Regions from separate parts of the Homo sapiens genome. Here all the other regions are linked to region 3. A link is a loop called in an ENCODE intact Hi-C map of the cell type or tissue named here. Cell type or tissue: dorsolateral prefrontal cortex. All regions are shown on one strand. Region 1 overlaps LPCAT1 (lysophosphatidylcholine acyltransferase 1). Region 2 holds the start of LINC01511 (long intergenic non-protein coding RNA 1511). Region 3 has its middle 67 kb from the start of MIR4277.

What was found. Hi-C counts contacts between places; a loop is a spot of excess contacts. Peaks named below come from ENCODE experiments on the same cell type or tissue, not always from the same donor. Only the 100,000 strongest peaks of a DNase experiment are listed, where the experiment ranks them.
Region 1: a loop joins it to region 3, with 2.9 times the contacts of the local background. A loop is called at or near these places in 44 of 110 quality-filtered maps.
Region 2: it touches region 3 in a loop (2.6-fold over the local background); 57 of 110 quality-filtered maps call a loop at or near these places.

The regions. Positions count from the first base shown.
Region 1 is chr5:1,478,783-1,481,282 of GRCh38, reverse strand. LPCAT1 (lysophosphatidylcholine acyltransferase 1) reads left to right here. Exons shown (of 14, transcript NM_024830.5): 7 at 307-341; 8 at 1,608-1,662. Among named protein-coding and RNA genes, the nearest start is that of MIR6075, 31 kb to the left of the region's middle. In dorsolateral prefrontal cortex, a CTCF peak has its summit at 1,545 (motif pointing left); no DNase peak of the experiment used is centred here; H3K27ac peaks cover 1,255 bases.
Region 2 is chr5:1,379,485-1,381,984 of GRCh38, reverse strand. It overlaps LINC01511 (long intergenic non-protein coding RNA 1511), which reads left to right and starts at 1,912. Exons shown (of 2, transcript NR_125810.1): 1 at 1,912-2,423. In dorsolateral prefrontal cortex, a CTCF peak has its summit at 1,455 (motif pointing left); a DNase peak (open chromatin) is centred at 1,401; H3K4me3 peaks cover 1,338 bases; H3K27me3 peaks cover 933 bases.
Region 3 is chr5:1,640,685-1,643,184 of GRCh38, reverse strand. No RefSeq gene overlaps it. Among named protein-coding and RNA genes, the nearest start is that of MIR4277, 67 kb to the left of the region's middle. RefSeq lists enhancers at 1-422, 423-975. In dorsolateral prefrontal cortex, CTCF peaks have their summits at 1,214 and 1,422 (motif pointing right); a DNase peak (open chromatin) is centred at 1,434; H3K27me3 peaks cover 734 bases.

The DNA of each region.
Region 1 (2,500 bases), 160 kb after region 3:
GGAACCTATAAGAGGGGGCTCTGAGTCCTCAGGGACTCTGGGGATCTTGGGGGAACTCTGGGGACCTGTAAGGTGGTGGTTCTCTGGGTCCTTAGAGGCTCTGGGGACCTCAGGCTGGGGGGCTGGTCCGAGTCCTGGATCCTCAGGGACTCTGGGAAGCTGGAGCTCTAGCACCCTCCTCCCTTCCCCCTGGCTGCAGCGCCTCTGTGGGGTGGGAGGTGCAGGGAGAGGCCGGCACACGCAGGTGCTTGGTGCAGGCCCTGGGTGCAGGCCCCATGCTGACTGACCCTGCCTCTTCCTCCCCAGGACACCATCACATGGACGTGGCAAGGACCTGGAGCGTAAGTTGAACGCCGTGTCGTCCTCTTTGTCCTGTTGTTCCATGAACACGTAGGGGCTGCTTGGGGTCTGCTGTGCACGCTAGTTACTTTTGCAGTTGTGAAAGCAGGTGTGGGACAGCCGTTAGGTTCAGCCCATTGTGAAAACTAAACGTACAGATGTGGCCCAGGCCTGACACTCCTGGATTCTGGGGTCTTAAGTTGCACGTCTTCAGTACCAGCAGGAAGGGAACTGTGAGTCTTGCATTCGGCTCTCGAGTTTGCCAGCTCAGTAATTACGATCGTCCACCTGGTGGCCCCTGGTAAGGAAAGTGGAGATTTAGGGGTGTCTGGGGGGACCCCGTCTGCACAGGCACAGAGACTGAGTAGTGCTGGGTGGGAGGCCAGCCCCTGCTGTGAGTCAGTGTCCCTGTCCCCCCAGCAGAGACACCGAAGGTCAGTTATGCAACAATGAACAACCCCACGGAAACGGGAACGAGCCCCAGAGGAGAAGCCCGGGGCCACAGGCTGGTCAGGGCCTCCTGGGTGCTGACGTCTGAGCTGACGTCGGGAGGGCAGAGGGAGCGGGAAAGTCCAAGAGAGAGCAGCTCCATTCCAGGCGTTTGGGAGGATGTGGGTCCGCTGGTGCTTTCAGGTGAAGGTGTTGAGGTCAGCGCTTCCCAGGCTGGCGTGTGGAGGCTCCCAGCTGGGAGCAGAGCTGGGAGGGGGCTCTGGGGGGTATAGGGGTTCTGGGGTCCCGGGGGCCTAGGGCTGGGGCTGGCATGACAGGGCAGAAAGAGGGTTGGGGCACTGGGCTGTCGGAGGCGTGAGTGTGGCCCTGGGAGCAGCTCCAAATGTCTCCCATGTCAACTCCTGCGGCAAAGGCATGGTGATCCTGGTTCTGAGGTTGGGAACTCTGGATCCAGGCTGGAGGGGTGGCATGACTCAGGGCCTGTGCTGCCTGGGGACAGCGAGGAGGGACAGGTGTGGAGGGACAGGTGTGGGCTGTACGAGGTCTCCTGAGCTGGAGAACAAGCAGGAGATGGTGTCTTGCTAGACGAACCAAGGACATAAGCAGGTGTTGAATCGGAAAAGCAGCATTTCCACCCACGGCTGTACGTCACACTGGGGCTCGGGCTGGGTGGGCACGGCACCCCCTCCGTGGGAGCGTTGACTGCCCAGTAGCGCCCTCTGGAGGGCGCGTCTGGAGGTTTCACCCCAGAATTGGGAGTAATTTACTTGTTAACCCGAGTTGTAAATCTGCTCAACATTGTGCAATCTGTTTTTAAGGCTGGAAATCCTGTGGCTCACGCTGTGTCAGTTTCACAACCAAGTGGAAATCGAGGTTCGTATGGATACAGAGTTACACAGCGCTCTTCACAGTGGTTGATGCAGACACGAGCTTACACCAGGATGCCCAGATAAGCCTTGTACAATGTGGCATATCACCTGTCTTGCTTTCCCATCTTTCCGTTTCTCAGGGCTCCTTCGAGGAGCCTCTGGTTGCTTTACCTCAATGACTTTATGTCTCTCTTATGAGTCTGAACCACTTGGATAAGATTTGGGTTTTTGTTTTTTGTTTTTCTGAGACAGCATTTTGTCTTGCTCTGTTGCCCAGGCTGGAGTGTAGCGATGGGCTCACTGCAGCCTCGACCTCCTGGGCCCAAGTGATCTCCCTGCCTCAGCCTCCCACGTAATTGGACCACAGGCACACGCCATGCCTAGCTAATTTTTGTAGAGATGGGTCTCACTTTGTTGCCTAGGCTGGTCTCAAACTCCTGGGCTCAAGCAGTCCTCCCGCCTTGGCCTCCTAAAGTGCGGGGATCACAGGCGTGAACTACCACACCCAGCTGGAAAGGATTTTTTAAACCTACCATTCATTATTATGGGTATTGTAGCTTAAGGACATATGAAGCTGGCCCACATGCAAATAATTATTTGTTTGGCTCTTAGTTTTACTTTACATATTTAATACCGCTGAGTTTGTCATAGCACCATGCTCTGTTTAATACATAGTCAAAGATCCCCCTTCTCAGCCTGACCCAGGTCTCCAGAGTCAAGACCTTGGGCTAAATAGTCACCTCTGTGTAGCCTGCACAATTTTTTCTAAGTCGATGAGGAGTAGTTCTTTTTTTGTTTAAAAGGGGAATTAATATGCACTTCTTGCATCTGGAAATAAAAGA
Region 2 (2,500 bases), 260 kb after region 3:
CTTCAGGACCAGGCGCTCTCCTGAAAAGCTATTTGGTCAAGTGAGTGGTTTAGGTGGGCATGCGTGTATATGTGGGCGTGTGTGGGTGTGTGTCCATGAAAGTGGCCATGTCTGTGTGCGTGTGTGCATGTAAGAGTGCCTGAGTGGGTGAGTGTTGACCATGTGCATACGTGGGTGTGTGCAGGTATGTACGGTGTGTGCACATGTGGGTGTGGGCATGCATGTGTATGGGTGTGTGCACAGGTGTGTGGGTGTGCGTGTGGGGGTGTGCATGCAGGTATGATGTGTGTGCACAGGTGAGTGTGCAAGCGTGTGCAGGTATGCATGGGTGTGAGGTGTGCACGTGTGTGTGGGTATGTGCCTGTGTGTGGATGTGCATGGGTGTGTGCCGGCATGCATGGGTGTGGGGTGTGCACAGACAGGTGTGTGCATGGGTGTGCATGTGTATGGGCACGTGCACGTGTGTGGGTGTCCATGTAGGGGTGAGCATGTGTGTATGGATGTACGTGTGCACAGGTGGGTGTGCAAGTGTGTGTGGGTGTGCACAGTGCAGGGGTGTGTGGGTGTAGGTGTGCACATGCCTGATGGTGGACAGGAACCTCAGGTTCCTTCCTACTGCTCTTTCTGGCCCCACTAGTGGATCCGGAGTAGAAACCAGCCAGAGAGAAGCGCACAGGGGAAGCACAGCCATCACTTAGCAAAATCACTTAGTGAAATCTGGGGGAAAATGAGAGTGGGCTGAAGGCAAAATCAGTGTGCTCTTTCAGCTGGAGAACATAGCAATCAGGGGAATAGGGGCATGGAACAGCCCAGAAACTGGATACACAGAGCTGCGCAGCCGTCATATGCCCCAGGAGGAGGAGGGCGGCGGGTGTGTTCACGCACCACGTGCAGCCCTGGCTGCTCTGCTGCTGGAGTCCATTCGGGCTGCTGTGACAACACGCCTAAGCCTGAGCCACTTGTCAACAACAGACATTTATTGCTCACAGTCCTGGAGGCTGCAAGTCCAAGACCAGGGTGCTGGCGGATGTGGCGTCCCATGAGGCAGCCCTCTGCTTCCAAGACGGCGCCTCTTGACAAGGCTCAGGGTGGACAGAGCGAGGGAGCTCCCTGGAGCCTCTTCTACCCGGGCCACTCATGCCATTCGTGAGAGCACAGCCCTCGTGATCTACTCACCTCCCAAAGGTCCCACCTGTTAACACCATCACATTGGGTATTAGGTTCCAACCTATCAATTTTGGGGGCCACTAACACTCAGGCTACAGAAACTACTAATGCATCTTGGGATATTGTGAAACTGAAAGGTGACAACGTGCCAGCAGCCCTCGCTGGCTCTCGGCGCTTCCTGGGCCTCCGTGTCGGCTCTGGCCGTGCTTGAGGAGCCCTTCGGCCTGCCGCTGCGCTGTGGGGCCCCTCTCTGGGGCTGGCCGAGGCTGGAGCCAGCTCCCTCTGCTGGCGGAGAGGCGCGGGCGGGAGCGGGGGCTGAGCGCAGCGCTCGCGGGCGGCGCGGGTTCCGGGTGGGTGCAGGCTTGGCTGGCCCGCCGACGCCTGCTGGGCTTGATCTGGGGATGAGCTCCCTCTGGGCTGCCGGAGTGCCCAGGGTAGATGCTGCAAAGTTCTAAAGGGAGTGCTACTGAGAGGTGAGGCCGGCTGGGCTTCTGGCTCCGGTGGTGACTTGGAGAACTTTTCTGTCTACCTAAAGGATTGTAAACACACCAATCAGCACTCTGTAGCCAGCTAAAGGTTTGTAAATGCACCAATGAGCACCCTGTCCAAATGGACCAATCAGCTCTCTGTAAAATGGACCAATCAGCTCTCTGTAAAATGGACCAATCAGTTCTCCGTAAAATGGACCAGTCAGCAGGATGTGGGTGGGGTCAGATAAGGGAATAAAAGCAGGCTGCGGGAGCCAGCGGTGGCAACCTGTTAGGGTCTGCTTTTGTCCTCTGGGAGCTTTCCTTGTTTGGTTTTCGTAGTAAATCTTACTGCTGCTCAGTGTTTGTGTCTGTGCTGCGTTTGTGAGCTGCAACGCTCACGGTAAAGGTCTACAGCTTCACTCCCGAAGCCAGCGAGACTGTAAATCCACTGGGAGGGGCAAAGAACTCTGGACGTGCTGCATTTTTAGGAGCTGTGACACTCACCGCGGAGGTTTGCAGTTTCACTCCTGAAATCAGTGTAGACCACGAACGCACCAGAAGGAACAAACTCCAGACACACCGTTTTTAGGTAACCGTAACATGTACCGCGAGGGTCTGCGGCTTCATTCTTGAAGACGAGACTAAGAACCCACCAACTTCTGGACACAAAACCACCCCAAAAAGTGAGTTTCTAAAGGAGAAGCTAAAAATAAAGACCACGAAAGTGTTGCCCATGGTGATAGCTCCAGACGTCCGGAGACGGTGTTCAGCGCTGCTGCAGGAGAGGTATGTGGGCAGAGTGGGGAACCGCATTCCTCCATGGAGGCTGCTCTGGAGGGCTGGTGCCTGCATCGGGGTTGCAT
Region 3 (2,500 bases):
TGATCTGCCCATCTCAGGCCCCCAAGGTGCTGGGATTACAGGCGTGAGCCACTGTGCCCGGCCTCACCTAATAATTTTTCTAATAATTTATTCAAATAGGCATCAAGCTCCACACAGGCACAAGGGCCAAGAGGTGCCCCCAAGGGCTCGTGTGTGGGGCGAGGAGGCAGGTGGTCCTACAGAGGGGGTGGTCCTGCAGTGCAGGTGAGTGCCGCACATGCTGGTGGCATCACCAAGGCCGGGACTGCGCTGCAGTAACACCCACCTCCCACTGGCTCAAAGCAAAGGGTCTGTGTGTCACTCATGTCGCTGCTGAACCCGGGCTGGGTGGCCCTCCCACAGCCCCCAGGGCTATGGTCTCTGGGTCACAGAGTGTCGCTGCTGAACCCGGGCTGGGTGGCCCTCCCACAGCCCCCAGGGCTACGGTCTCTGGGTCACAGAGCAGGCATAGGAGCTGCCTCAGCCCAGCCTGACCCCCAGCCCTTGTGCCCACAGTTTGCTGGGCAGAGCTGATGGCGGCCCCACCCTGCCTGTGGAGGAGTCCTGGAGGTGTGGGAGCAGCAGCAGGCCAGGCTGGCCCAGGCCCCTCCCTTTTACTAAAAGAAAAGCATCTCATGTGGGAGGTAGAAAGGGCAGAGCTGGGGAGGGTCTCATTGCTGGTTTCAAACTCTTTTTGCCAAATACTTTTTGTCCACACCTAACCCTCCACAGGAGAGTGGCCAAGATGCCCGGCTGCTCATAAAAGAGGCCCCAGAGCACCCCTCCCCCGTCCGCCATGTGAGGACGCAGTGACACAACTAGGGAAGCCGGTCCTCGTCCTCACCACACACGGAATCTGCCGGTACCTTGATCTGAGACTCCCCAGCCTTCAAAGCTCTGAGAAATGCATTGTTGTTTCTAAGTCCCCCAGTCTATGGCATTTTGTTATGGCAGCCAGAACTAAGCCAGGCTTCCACATGTGCATTCTGGGAGGACGCAGTTCAGTCCCTCACACTTGCTCTTCTCTGTTTTCCTCCTTATGTTCCTATCCTTCATTCTGAGAATTTTCTTCTGACCTACTTTCCAGTTATTCATTATTTTTCAATGACATCTAAACTATTTTTAAACCCACTTATTGAGTTCTGAAACGTTGCTTGTATTTTTTCCAGGCAATCATTTTTGTATTGCATTTACAAATAGGCACAGAGATAGAGACTGCAATGAGAAAACAGAGAATGCAATGAGAAAAGTTGGAGTTCTAGAAAGAAAGTGGAGGGAGAATAGGAAAAATACAATCAGAAAAAAAAAATACAAATCTTTCCTTTTCGTGTAATTTTTATTTCTCCACTGAAGTTCTTGACCTTGTCTTTTTCTTCTCATGGACAATGTCTCCAGCGCTTTCTGCAGCCATCTGAGGGCGCTGTGTCTGCATTCTCGTGTAGACGTTTTCATTTGCAGTGTCTCCAGTCCTTTCTGCAGCCGGCCTCTGAGGGCGCTGTGTCTGCGTTCTTATGTAGATGTTTTCATTCGCTGGGTTTCTCACCACTTACACTCGCGCTGCCATCTCTCCATGTGTGCCTGGCTCTTTCTTTCTTTGCCTGACATTCTATTTGCAATGTTTTGGAAGGAGAATCTGAGGCCAGAATGATGGCTCCTCCAGAGAGGGTGAGCCCGAGTGCCAGCAGCTTGGAGGGGCAGGGCGGCGGCTCTGGTGTCCTGCGGTTTGCGTGGGCTCTCTCTGCACTTACAGTCACAAAAAGACAGTATCTCAGGCAGGAATTCTCGCAGGGTGCATGCTTCTCTTTTGACAGTTTAATGTCACGCATGGGTTCCTTTGTAAACATCAGATCAATAGCAGAGTTCCAAATTAAAACATTAGGATAAGAAGCCCATGTTGATTCATCCGTCCCTGGAATGGCCTAGAAGACGGGGCACCTGGTGTTCGGGGATGCGTCTGTCTCAGGCCGGTCTCCATGGGTCAGGTAGCCTAGGGTGGGAGGAGGAGGGCGGCGGGCAGCCTAGCGTGGGAGGAGGAGGGCGGCGGGCAGCCCCACAGCCGGGATCCAGGAGAAAGGAAGGGCCACTCACTTTCTCTTCTTCACAAAGTCCTGGGAACGCAGGGAGGGGAGACGGGGTCTCGCTCTAAAAGGCAGCTTTGTAGCCAAACTGCTCCCTCCAGGCAGGAAGAGAATCCCCGCTCAGAAGAAAGGTGGGCCACCCCTGATGACGGCAGGTGGCCCCAAGTGTTTGGATGCGGTGGGCCCCACTGGTTTGGGCCTAACCTCAAGCGGCTGCTAATGGTTCCATGATACTTTTCCCGCTAACACTTCACAGAGATGTCTGACTGATGTCCACTGCTCAGCCGCACCCCCTGAGCTGGTGAGCATTCAGGCAGAGCACCCACCTCTACTTTTCTCACCCCTAAAATCAGAGACTGGTTCTAAGCTGGTGCAGCCACCGCCCCTGCGTGCCGGATGCAGGACTTTCCCTGCCAACACTGGACAGTCCCAGCAAAGCAGAC